Regions from separate parts of the Homo sapiens genome. Here region 2 is linked to region 1. Evidence: chromatin contacts called from ENCODE Hi-C or POLR2A ChIA-PET data. All regions are on one chromosome and are shown on one strand. The core of a region is the stretch at or near the end of the contact, and the rest is flanking DNA. Distances in the headings are between cores, read along the strand shown.

The links. A loop is a pair of places that touch in the nucleus more often than their neighbours do. ChIA-PET counts read pairs that join two places held with the same protein, here RNA polymerase II (POLR2A). Pooled maps may share reads with other maps.
Region 2: a loop to region 1 is called in a map of endothelial cell of umbilical vein, with 2.9 times the contacts of the local background. The contact joins the enhancer-like site here to the promoter of RNF103 in region 1. A Hi-C loop is called at or near these places in 6 of 168 maps with a recorded cell type or tissue (CD4-positive, alpha-beta memory T cell, CD8-positive, alpha-beta T cell, GM12878 and 3 more) and 9 of 50 pooled maps. POLR2A ChIA-PET finds 5 or more read pairs at or near these places in 16 of 52 experiments (B cell, CD4-positive, alpha-beta T cell, CD4-positive, alpha-beta memory T cell and 11 more).

Annotation. Positions count from the first base shown.
Region 1 is chr2:86,621,072-86,627,804 of GRCh38, forward strand. RNF103 (ring finger protein 103) reads right to left here and starts at 2,794. Exons shown (of 4, transcript NM_005667.4): 1 at 1,590-2,794. The coding sequence starts at 1,815. The region is part of intron 2 of RNF103-CHMP3 (RNF103-CHMP3 readthrough); the gene reads right to left. RefSeq lists silencers at 1,615-1,664, 1,845-1,924, 2,195-2,734, 2,815-2,984 and an enhancer at 2,695-2,989.
Region 2 is chr2:86,580,612-86,587,344 of GRCh38, forward strand. All of the region lies in intron 3 of RNF103-CHMP3 (RNF103-CHMP3 readthrough), which reads right to left. All of the region lies in intron 5 of CHMP3-AS1 (CHMP3 and RNF103 antisense RNA 1), which reads left to right. Among named protein-coding and RNA genes, the nearest start is that of CHMP3, 21 kb to the left of the region's middle. Within about 2 kb of position 3,605, at least 3 of the 41 ENCODE cell types and tissues checked have a DNase peak (open chromatin) inside an H3K27ac peak, as active enhancers do; they include CD4-positive, alpha-beta T cell, CD8-positive, alpha-beta T cell and endothelial cell of umbilical vein, where a contact is called at or near this core.

The sequences.
Region 1 (6,733 bases), core at 1,544-4,043:
TTTAACTTTCGCCTTAAATATTAAACAGTGAGAAACCAAGTACTGCACCATGATAGCAGCAAAACCATTCACAATAAACACTTAAATTTTAAACTGCTATACCATGACTTTTCTGCCATAAAACGTGTGATTTGAGTCATACTGGGCTGTGCGTCTTAAAGTTAAATGTGGACTTCTAGTACATTCAATGTGCCAAGTATTTTTAGGCCCAAAAGAAGGCAATAATAAATAACAGTCAAAAGAAAAAAAAATGTGTGACCAAATTATTTTCCATAAAAAAATGATGGCTTTGGCAGTTGAGACACTTCTCATCTCTAAACCAAGAGAGTTTATTTATTAGAGATCTTTTACCCTAGTTACTCCACTTCTTCCCCCTATGGTAGAAATAAGAATCGCCATAAACCAGTCAGCAAACAAGGGGCAAGAATAATATACGATTTTATATTTTCTCTAAAGAAACATTTATCACTTCTGCAGAGTGTGTTCCTCTCCTCTACCCTAATAGTGAGATATGAGTTTTATAACCCGCAACCTACAAATATCCAAGTGTTAAACTGCTAGCGAGCTCATACTCTTGTCTATCACGCTACATGTCTATAAGGTACTAAAGAAGGAAAAGATTTGTCTTGTAAAAGATACAGCTGACAAAAATACTTGAAACAACAAAAAAGATAACCATCAGTTTCAGCTGCTTCCCACAGCAACGCAGAAAGCCTTTCTCAAATTACATTCCACTTTCAGGAAGTATATCCAAAGATATACTTTGTGCAGCAGTGAAAAAAATTAACCATATTTCTCACCCAATCCTACCAAAACCAACAATTACTAAAAACACATTCTTTAAGACATTGAATATTCTCTCAGCACTATTTCACGTATATTTCTCAACCCATTAAACAATGCAAGGGTACCTGTGACACAGAAGACAAAAAAAATTTTTCTTTTACACATCCAAGATGCAAATTTTTAAAAATCCTAACAGAAATATAATATAAACTCGAACATGGCAGGCATTTATACAAAATGCTCGCCTTATTTTCACCAAACTTAAAGTCTGAAAAGCTAATACTGTACGGTGTATACTGTCTATATTCAAACTCATGATTTAACATTTAAATCCTAGGCCCAAGTGCCTCTGATAGTAAGTATTCCAAAGATGTGTCCCCACTCTGGGTATCTTATTATTACTATCGTGACAAATATTGCTATTGACAGACAACGTTTTGGAGTTTTTCTTACGTTTTTATGAACTTCAACTGACAAATAATGCTTTCCAGTTTGTAACTAGTTGATATTCCAGAATTTTGAGAAAATCACTCAACTTAGTAAACAACGCTAAGAAGCCACACTTTAAACTGTCATTTTACGATAACCTTAAAAGGATACACCAACACTCCTCCAAATAATTTCAGACTCCTCCTCAAAGCTGGGATCCGCATACTTGATTGTAGGAAGCTTGGACGAAGAAACCTGGGCAGCTTTAACGCTTCCAGGAAAGGCCTCACTCTGGGGGAACAGCCAGGTACCAGGAGGTACAGGTCGTCCCCTCTCCCAGGTGGAGGGGACCCTAGGGGAAGCCCGATACTCGCCTGACTTTTCCACCAGCTCCCGGACATCCTTCTTCTCGGGCAACCCTGAGTAGCCCAACCCCCGGCACTCCAAAATGGTCTTCAGCTTCTTGAAGCTCAGCGCCACCGGATCCACCAGCTGGGTGGCAAAGATGCCAGTTTCATACCACACAATGGCCTCAAAAAACCTGGCCAGGACGAACAGGACCAGGAAATAGAGGAGCAAGAAAAAAAGCTTCAGCCACATCTTCCCTGGAGTTTCCTCTCTTTCCAGAGAGCTCGGAATACGGGAGAGAGAAGGGTCGAGGGCGGGGGCCGCGGCTCGGTGGCAGCTTGGGCGAGGGCCCCGTGTCCACGCGCGGGCCACCCGGCGCCGTCACTGGCCGGCCATCCCCGGCGGGGAAGCAGGTGACGGGATCCGCGCGGGCGCGAGGCGGCGACGAGGGACGCAGAGACGCAGAGCCTCGCGCCGGGCCTCCCAGTCAAGAGCCGACAAAAATAAAGGGGAAAAACTCAAAACCCCCATCCATTAAGCACAGAAAGGAGAGGGGCGCGGGGAGAGCTCGCGGGGAAGAACAAAACGAGGGACGCTTCCCCCGGGGCGGGCACTGACCCAGGTGGCGGGGTCGGCCCTCCGGTGCCGCGATCTCAAGGGGGAGGGGGAGACCAAAAAATAACTCAGATCCGCCCAGGAGGCGGGGATCCGGGCGGCAGGCCGGGGCCCGAGGGGCCGTGGGGGCCGGACTCCCGCGGCCGCGGGTCAGGAGGGCGCGGCGCTCGGCCGGGCCAGGCCCGGGGCCCAGCGTGTTCTGCGCGGGGAGGAGCGGCCGCCGCAACGCCGCGCCCGAAGCCCAGGCCCCAGGCCCCGCCGACCGCCCAGGCTCCGCGAGAAGAGCGGCGGGCACGGCGGCGGCTCCAGGTTCGCTCGGGCCGGCTGGCGGGCGGCGCCTCTCAGGCGGGCGGGCACTGCGGCCCGGCCCAGGATGGGGCGTCGCGGTCTCTGCAGATGGAATCGGTCTCGGAGGGAAAAAACCAATAATAGGCCCCGAGACTGCTCCTCCAGGCGGCTACCCGGCTGCCTCCCGGCCACTCAGCGCCCGTCCCGCTCGGATGGGCAGTGCCGGTCGCAGCACCCGTCCCCAACACCCCCGCCACCTCCGGAGACCGCGGCCGTACCCTCCACAACCGTGTATCAGCGGCGGCCGCGGCCGGAGCCGAGACATAACAACTGACGTCGCGATGAGGCGGGGCCGGGGCGGGGCCTGCAGGGTGCGCCCGCAGGGGCCGAGGGCGGGGAATTCGGGGAGCCGCGGGGCTACCGGACTACCGAACGAGGGGCGGGAGGAGAGGCGGAGCCGCAGCGTGGTCGGGGCCTTCCCGCGGTGCCGAAAGTTGCCTCTCCGTGCTTTTGCGGCGTGGTCTCCCCTTTTGCCCCTCCAATGTTTAGCAATTGATTTTGTCTGAGGATTAGTCTTTAGATTGTATCACTTTGTGTATTTTTTGTAAAAATAGAGCAGTTAATTATTCTCTTAAAATCGGTGAAAATAGAAATGTACGTTTTTTGATGAATCCTGGTGAACAGGGAAATTTTTGGCACAGTTGGTTTGAGATGGTAGAAGGTTAAACCCAGAAAGCAAATGTTTTGCCCCCTCTTCATGAGAATGTGGCTTTGCACATGTGTGTTGGAGGAGGTTTGGCCAAAACTGGAGTTCGCGTTATACTAGGCCCAGTTGTCGCTGCCAGTTACAGCCTTTTCCCTCCTTCAGTCTCAAGGGTGTTAAAAGCCTGGTGTGGACTCCCTGAGTTCCTAGGACAAAGATTGTCGAGTGTAGATAAGTCCAGGTGCAAAGTTCCGGGTGCTTTATTTTGTACATGGGCCTGGCACAGTGGCTCACGCCTGTAATCCCAGCACTTTGGGAGGCCGAGGCGGGCAGATCACGAGGTCAGGAGTTCGAGACCATCCTGGTTAACACGGTGAAACCCTGCCTCTATTAAAAATACAAAAAATTAGGCCGGCGTGGTGGTGGGCCCCTGTAGTCCCAGCTACTCGGGAGGCTAAGGCAGGAGAATGGCGTGAACCCGGGAGGCGGAGCTTGTAGGGAGCTGAGATCGCGCCACTGCACTCCATCCAGCCTGGGTGACATAGCAAGACTCCGTCTCAAAAAAAAAAAAAAAAAAAAAAAAAAAAAAAGAAAGAAAGAAAAGAAAAAAAAGAGTCACATGGACAAGCATGCGATACCTGGTTCTGTGCTTATAAATTTAACCGGGCCGAGCGTACTCTTTACGTCAATCTCTGTGTCAGTCTTGAGGGAGGAAGGAGTTGGGTTCATAAACTGAACAAGGTTGGCTTTGACCAGCCCCTTTTGATAAGGAAGGAAAAAAAAAACAGTAATTACGGGGAAATGTTACTATTTGTGCAAAACTGTCAACTATCTGAAACTAGGGGTGAAAGTTTTAGGAAGAAAGGGATCATGATCCCAGGTCATGGAGCAAGGGAGGAACGGGAAGCAAAGAATGGACTGTGAGAATGTAGCCTCCGAATGGTGCCCATTTAAAATAAAGTGAACAAGGGCATTTCAGTGCCGGGCTAGTGGGGGAGGAGTTGGAAGGGGATGGGCCCAGGGAGCATTGAGAATCAGAGGAGGAGGTGTAGGAATGTCCAGCCAGCAACTGGACACTGCCCCTGTGTCTTTAGCTTCCATGTGGCTTTGTTCTCGTGGCTGGCAGATCAGTGTGGGAGACTGTGTTAAACAACTGATTCTAACAAGCCTGGTTCTGAAATTTCAGAATTCTTGGGCATGTCTTGGTGACCCTTTGATGATATTGTCCAAACCTTGACACTGAAGGTGATGTCCCTCACCTCAAAGGAATGTATGTACTCGCTAGTGAGGAGAGACTGACCCAATCTCAAAAATACAGAATAGGCATGGGCAGGGAAAGTTGGTGTGTGAGCTGAGGGTGGAACCAGTCAGGCCAGAGTTCCAAATTGGAAAAAAACATTAGAGTGTGGGAGGGACTAGAAAGAAGGAATTAAAGAACTCTTTTTAAATTTCTTGTTTGTTTCAACTGCCTCCCATCCCAACCCCCTTGCTTTGTTTCATTCATGGTTAACCCACAGGAGGGATAAAAGCATTGATAAGAGAACACATTGGGTCATCTGAATAAGAGAGTATGGACAAGCACATTCTATGTTGGTGGGGTATACAATGTGGGTTAGAAGCCCCCCATAAAATACAAGCTCTTTGGCACAGTAATCTCTCTTCAGGAAATTTATCTTGAGGAATAATTGGACATGGGCACAAAGATGTGTGTATAGAATTTCGTCGTTGTTGCAGAGTTAATGCTGGAAAGAAAAAAGGAAGAACCCAAATATCTAGTGACAGAGGATTGATCAAATACAGTAATTCAAATGATGAACCATGAGGCAGCCACTAAAAAGAAAAATGTAGACACACGGTTATGGACATGGAACCATGTCCAAAATATAGTGTTTGGTGAAAAAAACCAGGTGACTGAGAAGTTTGCGTCATATGATCCTATTTTTGTATCTGTATTACAAAAAGACAGAGATGTATCCACTAAATTGTTAGGTGTATTCACCTCTAAGTGATGGGATTTAGAATATTTTTTCTTTTATGCTATATCTCTGTTTTATTATATTTTCTGAAATAATCATGTATTACTTTGTAATCTAAAAAAAAAACAACAACAACAAAACAAAACAAAAAAACCCACTAGGACTGTTTTCCTGGTCCGGAGGTTTAGCGGCAGCGGTTCATCCTCTGGGACTCCAAAGATGACAGGGGTTGGAGGTGTGGGCTGTCTTCCCATGAGATTGATTTCAGTTTCCACTAAGCCTAGCTGGGCAGACTAATTAGAATTTATTTTCAAAAACAGAAGAATGTATGAATTATTCATTTTCATAATCTGTTTTTCTAATAGGCTATTAATCTGGGTTATTGGTTTTATATCTCAGATTCTGTTCATATGTAGGATGGCTTAAATGCTTTATCATTTGATATTGTGGCAAGAGTGTGCAAACTGCAATTAAAGGGCCTGGTCCAGTGGACTAGTGTCACCTTGGTAGACAATCAGAAGACCTCCCTAACCTCTTTTTTTTTTTTTTTTTTTTTTTTTGGGAGTTTTCCTCTGTTGTCAGGCTGGAGTTCAGTAGCACGATCTCAGTTCACTGCAACCTCCGCCTCCTGGGTTCAAGCAATTCCCCTGCCTCAGCCTCCCAGGTAGCTGGGACTACAGGCACGTGCCACCACGCCGGGCTAATTTTTTGTATTTTAGTAGAGATGGGGTTTCACCGTGTTGGCCAGGATGGTCTCAATCTCCTGACCTTGTGACCTGCCTGCCTTAGCCTCCCAAAGTGCTGGGATTACAGGCATGAGCCACTGCGCCCGGCCCCTCATTTTTATTATCTATAAAATGGGATAGGATGCTTACCCTATGAAGCTGTCGTAAGGATTAAATGAGTGAGTGATTGTAAAAGTGCTTTGAAGTACACATTGCTTGTAATTAATTTAAAATGAAGAATTAGTTTTTGGATACATTCTAATGTACAGAGGGTAAAAATTGAAAAAAAAAAAACCAAGAATCGGTTTTTGGAAAAAAGAAAATTAAAGTCTTTGACTGAGCTTGATGAACCAGAGTTATTTTATTTAAGGTCCAAAGAGCCTTCTCTTTTTATTTCACTGTTATCAAAATATCATGCACACATAGTTTAAAAAATGAAGTAGCATTTCAGGGCTACATACAAAACTGGGACAACTTTGGGAGTAAAAGGGGCAATGGTAATGAAATTATACCAGACTAGGGAGGAAAAACTGAGAATGTCCCTGACAAACCCTGCTTATAAAAAAACACATTGGCCAGAAGAGGTGGCTCACCTGTAATTGTAGCATTTTGGGAAGCCAAGGCAGGAGGATCACTTGAGCCCAGGAGTTCCAGACCATCCTGGGCAGCATAGTGAGACCCTGTCTCTACAAAAAAATACAAAAAATAAAAATAAACTGGGCATGGTGGGCACCCTCCTGTAGTTCCAGCTACTCAGGAGGCTGAGGCGGAAGGATTGCTTGAGCCCAGGAGTTTGAGGCTGCTGCAGTGAGATGTGATCCCGCCACGGTACTGCAGCCTGGGTGAGAGAGTGAGACCCTGTC
Region 2 (6,733 bases), core at 2,355-4,854, 40 kb before region 1:
AATAGAATTCAGCAATATAGAAAAAGAGTTATAGATCATGATCAAGTAGAGTTTATTTCAGGGATACAAAGATATATCTATCTATCTATCTACATCTATCTATCTATCTATCTATCTATCTAGATAGATAATGGATATCTAGATAGATAGATATGGATATCTAGATAGATATCTCTAGATAGATAGAACTAGATAGATCTAGATAGATAGATAGACAGATGATAGATAGATAGATAGATAGATAGATAGATAGATAGATAGATAGATAATGTCTATATAGTCCCAAACTCCTGGCCTCAAGTGATCTTCCCACCTTGACCTCCCAAAGTGCTGGAATTACAAGTGTGAGCCACTGCACCCAGACTATTTTTAAAAAATAAGTGTAAGCCACCTTATTCATGGACTAAAGGAGAAATATCTCATGACCATATCAACTGATGCTGAAAAAGCATTTGACAAAATTAAATACCTATTCATAATAAAACAAAGCAAAAATCTCTCAGAAAAATAGAAACAGAGGGGAACTTTCTCAACTTGATAAAGATTGTCTACAAAAAACACAGCTAACATTAAACTTAATGGTGAAAGACTGAAAGTTTTCCCATAAGATTGGGATATCCACTTCCACCACTCAACATAGTGCTGGAAGATCTAACTACTGCAATAGGGTAAGAAAAGGAAATAAAAAAAATACCAACCAGAAAGAAAGAAATTAAACTTTTGTTGTTTGAAGACAATATGATTGTCTATGTAGAAATCCCCAGACATCTACCAAAAACTCCTAGAACTAAAGATGAGTTCTGTAAGGTCGCAGAATAAAGATAAATTTACAAAAAAATAATTTTATATATCATTCTATATACTAGCAATGAATACATGAGCACCAAAGTTTAAAATATATACCATTTACAATCACTCAAAAATGAAATACTTAGATCTAAATCTAACAAAACAGGTACAGGACTTGTATGCTAAAAATCACACAACACTAATGAAAGAAATTAATGATCTAAATAAAATGGAGACACATACTATGTTAATAGACTGGAAAATGCAATGTAGTAAAGATGTCAATTCTCCCCACATTGGCATATATAGGTTTAACATAATTTCTACCAATAAAAGCTAGTTATATATATATATATATATATATATATATATATATATATATATAGTGTTTCTATACACAAGCAATAGTTACAAAACGAAATTTATAAAACATTATTATTTGCAATAGCATGAGAAAATCAAATTCCTAAGAATACATTCAAAGAAAGATATACAAGACTCCTTTACAGGCAACCACAAAACACTGATGACAGAAATCAAAGATCTAAAAACATGGAGAAATATACCACGTATTGGAAGACTCAATATTGTAAAGATAACAATTCACCCCAAAAGTGATCTACAGATTTAATGCAATCCAGTTAAAATCACAGAAGTGCTTTTGGTAGTGAGTTTTGATAAGCTAATTCACAAATTTTATGTGGAAATGCAAAATACTAAAGTCAGAAGATTCATGCTACCTGATATGAATGGTATTTTTAAATTCTGAAAACTAAAATTCAATAGTGTTGTGAAATTATTATAGAGAACAATGGAACAGAATAGAGAATCGAGTAGCACAAAGATACATAAACACTGTCAGTTGATTTACAACAAATGCTACCACAATTTAGCGGAAGACGTGATATTCTTTCCATTAAGTTTTGTTAGGTCTATTTAGATATCCACAAGAAGGCCAGGCGCGGTGGCTCACGCCTGTAATCCCAGTACTTTGGGAGGCCGAGAGAGGCGGATCACGAGGTCAGGAGTTCGAGACCAGCCTGGCCAACACGGTGAAACCCTGTCTCTACTAAAAATACAAAAATTAGCCGGGTGTGGTGGCATGTGCCTGTAGTCTCAGCTACTCAGGAGCCTGAGGCAGGAGAATCGCTTGAACTTGGGAGGCAGAGCTTGCAGTGAGCCACGATCGCGCCATTGTACTCCAGCCTGGGTGACAGAGCTAGACTCCGTCTCAAAAAAAAAAAAAAAAAAAAAAAAGATATCCACAAGAAAAAGTGAACATAAATCTCTACCTCACACCACACACAAAATTAATCTGAGATGGTCCAGGCACGGTGGCTCATGCCTGTAATCCTAGCACTTTGAGAGGCTGAGGCAGGCGGATTGCCTGAGTTCAGGAGTTTGAGACCAGCCTGGGCAACATGGTGAAACCCTGTCTCTACTGAAATACAAAAAATTAGCTGGGCGTGTGGCATGCACCTGTAGTCCTAGCTACTCGGGAGGCTGAGGCAGGAGAATTGCTTGAACCCGGGAGGCGGAGGTTACAATGAGCTGAGATCATGCCACTGCACTCCACCCTGGGACAGAGGAAGACTCCATCTCCAAAAAAAAAAAAAAATTTAATCTGAGATGGATTGAAACTGAAATAAGACAGGTAAACAGACAAAGCATCCAAAACAGGAAAATATTTTCATAACTTTGAGGTAGGCAAAGGTGACTTAAACAGAACACAAATTTTAATTAGCTATAAAAAATTGCTAAATTGGATTTCTTAAACATTAAGAACTTCTGTTCATTAAAAGACGCCATTAAGAGAGTAAAAAAGGTCTGGATGTGGTGGTTCATGCCTGTAATCCCAGCACATTGGGAAGCCAAGGCAGGTGGATCACTTGAGGTCAGGAGTTCGAGACCAGCCTGGCCAATATGGTGAAACCCCATCTCTGTTGAAAATACAAAAATCAGCTGGGCATGGCGGCGCACACCTATAGCTCCAGCTATTTGGGAGGCTGAGGCAGGAGAATTGTTTGAACCCAGGAGGCGGAGGTTGCAGTGAGCCGAGATCACACTACTGCACTCCAGCCCGGGCAACAGAGTGAGACTCCATATCAAAAAAAAAAAAAAAAAAAAAAAAAAGAGAGAGAGAGAGTAAAACAAGAAGCCAGAGACTGTTAACATATTTTCAACAGAATACTCATATCAAGAATACAGAACTCTTGCAAATTAATAACTCATCATAATTTTTAAATGAGCAAAGTACTTAAATAGGCACTTCACAAAATAAGATATTAAAAGTGCCAATAACAGTATGAAAGGATGATTAATATCATATTCATCAGAGAAATAAAAACCATACTGAAATACCATGGAAAGCACTCACAATATCAAATGTTGGAAAATGATATGGAGCAACAGGGACTCATACACTGCTAGATAGAGTGTACATTGGTACAACCAGATTGGAAAATTCTTTAGCAGAATCTACTAAAGCTAAACATATTAAACCTTATGATAGAACAATTCTATTCCTTACATATATTCAAAATAAATAAGTGGTTATGTCCACTGAAAGTCATGTACAATAATATTCAAGGCAGTTTTATTCATAATAGCAAAAACTGGAAACAAATGTTCATCAGCCACAAAATGAATGCATAAATTGTGGGATATTTATACAATATAATATACAACAATATTAGTTTTTAAAGAAAGAACTATGGATACATGCAGCATTATGGCTGAATCTCATAGGAACCACCACGCTTTGCTTGGACTCAAGCTTTTTGCACTGCAGTCAGGAAACTGTCCTATGCAGACAGCTGAGTAATCATGGAGCCTACCCTGTTAGTTTCCTTTCTCTCAAAGATCTCAATCTTGTACTTATCTTGTACTTCCTGTTATTCATTGCCTGAAAACAGCTATCTCATGTATTTTTGTCTGGTTTTACAGTTATTTGTAGCAAGAGGACTAGTCCAGTGCCAATTACTCCATCACAGCCAGAAGTAGAAATCCTGAGTCATTTTAAGAGGTAGCACTGCACTTGGGAAAACTGGATGTTGGGGTTGAGAGCAGAATGAAGATTAGATGACTACAGGGGCCTTTACTCAGACTGGCATTATGGCATACAATATATAGGTGGAAAGATGACTAGCAAATTTTGGATATGGTGTGATTAAGATGCTGTCATAGTTAAAGGCTAAGCTGCTATAACAGATACCTCAAAATGCAATGACTTAAATAAAATAGAAGTTTATTTCTGTTTTGTGGAATAATCCAGTAATTTCCATAGTAGGGCAGCTCTGCTCTGTGAAGTCATGCAGAAACATTGGCTGGCTAAGCAACTGTGTCTGCCAGTCATACCTAACTTTCAAGGTTGCATCCATTATTAACATATCTAGCAGGTTAGAAGTAGGAAGAGAAAGAAATAACACACATACCCAATGTTTTAAGTCAAAACCCAAAACCGGCAGGCATTATTTTTGCTTACATTCTATTGGCAAGAATTAGTCACATTGCCCACACCTAGCTACAATGTGGGTTGAGAAATATAGTTAACAACTGGGTATTTGTTCAGCTAAATTTCTAGTATACTGATCAAAATCAAGGCAAGGATGTCCCTTCTTATCCTTCCTTTCAACATTATACTGAAAGTCCCAATGAATGCAATAAGACAAGAAAGTAAGAGGTATACTGATTGGGAAGGAAGAAATAAATCTTTGTTCAAACATGACATGATCATCTATGTAGAAAATCCAAAAGAACTGACAAAAAAAAAGAGAAAATAAAAAACCTTCTGGAGCTAATAAGCAATTATAACAAGGTTGCAGGATACAAGGTTTATATATGAAAATCAATTGCATTCCTATACAAATGGTCCCCAACTTACAATGGTTCAACTTACAATGGGGCAAAAGTGATTGGCAACCATGAAGTTTCAGATTTTAACCACTGGTGATTCTTTGTCCAGAGACTCTCTGGGCTGCATTTCAGGCTTACAACATTTTCAACATGGGTCTATTGGTACATAACTCCACCGTAAGTCAAGGAGCATCTACATACAGCAATGAACAAGTGGAATTTGAAATTTAAAACACAATAACATTGACATCAGCAACCCCTCCCCAGGAAGTACTTAGATGTAAATCTAACAAAGTAAGTACAAGATCTATATGAAGAAAATTACAAAACTCTGATGGAAAAAATCAAAGAAGAACTAAATAAATTGAAAGATCTTCTATAGGATAGGAAGACTCAATATTGTCAAGATGTCAGTTTTTCCCAACTTGATCAATAGTCAATGAAATTTCAATCAAAATCCCAGCAAGTTATTTTGTGAATATCAACAAACAAATTCTAAAATTTATGCAGGGGACAATAGGCAGAATAGCCAACACAATATTGAAAGAGAACAAAGTTGGAGGACTAAGATTATACAACTTCAAGACTTATTTTTAAGCTACAATAATAATATCACGATTAAAACAGTGTGATAATGTCAAAAGAATAAACAAATAGACCAATGGAACAGAATAGACAGCCCAGAAATAATCCCACATAAATAAAATAGTCTATTGGTATCCACAGGGGATTGGTTCCTGGACCTCCTGCAGATATCAAAACCCACGGATGCTCAAGTCTCTGATTTAAAATGGCATAGTATTTGCATATTACTTATGCACATCCTCCTGGGTACTTAAAATCATCTCTAGATTACTTATAATACTCAATACAACATAAATGCTATGTATTAGGTTGGTGCAAAAGTAATTGCAGTTTTTGCCATTACTTTCAAAGGTAAAAACCACAATTACTTTTGCACCAACCTAATAAATAAGTTGTTACACTGCATTGTTTAGGGAACATGTTCAGTATATTTCTAATATTTTTGATCGATGTTTAGTTGAATCCATGGATGTGGAACCCACGAATATGAAGGGCTGAATGTACAGTCAACTGATCTTTGACAAAGGAGCAAAGGCACCACAAGGGAGGAAAAGATAGTCTTTTCAACAAATGGTGCTGGGACAACTGGACATCCACATTGAAAAAAAAAAAAGGAATCTGGACACAGACTACACCCTACACAAAAATTAACTCAAATCGGATCATTGACCTAAATGTAAAATGCAAAACTATAAAACTACTGGAAGATAACATAGGAGAAAATCTAGATGACCTTGGGTTTGGTGATGATATAACTTGGTGATGATATAACACCAAAGTCACAATGCATGAAAAAAATTGATAAGCTGAATTTCATTAAAAGAAAAAACTTCTGCTTTGTAAAAGACAATATCAACAGAGTAAAAAGACAAGCCATAGAAAATGGGAGAAAATATTTGCAATAAACTCATTTGATAAAGGACTATTATCCAAAATACACAAAGAACTCTTTCAACTCACCTGGGGATGGTAGCATGAGGCTATAATTCCAGGTATTTGGGAGGCTGAGGCAGAAAAGTCTGTTAAGCCCAGGAGTTTGAGACTAGCTTGGGCAACATGGAGAGATACTATCTCAAAAAAAAAAAAAAATTGAGCTTTTGAAGCTCAGCAATAGGAAAACAAACAACTCCATTAAGAAATAGTTCAAAGACTTTGACACCTCATTAAAGAAGATATATAGATGGCAAATGAGCATGTGAAAAGATGCTCCACGTTATAAGTCATCAGGGAAATGCAAGTTAAAACAATAATGAGATACCACTGCACACCTACTAGAATGACCAAAATCTGGAACAACTGATAACAGGCAACACTGGTGAGAATGTGGACCAACAAGAACTCTCATGGGAAGCCAAGATGGAAGCCACTTTGGAAGACAGTTTGTCAGTTTCTTACAAAACTAAACACTCTTAACATGAGATCCAGCATTAGTATTTATTTAAAGGAGGTGAAAACAAAAATGTACACATGTATGTTTATAGCTGTTTTATTCATAATTGCCAAA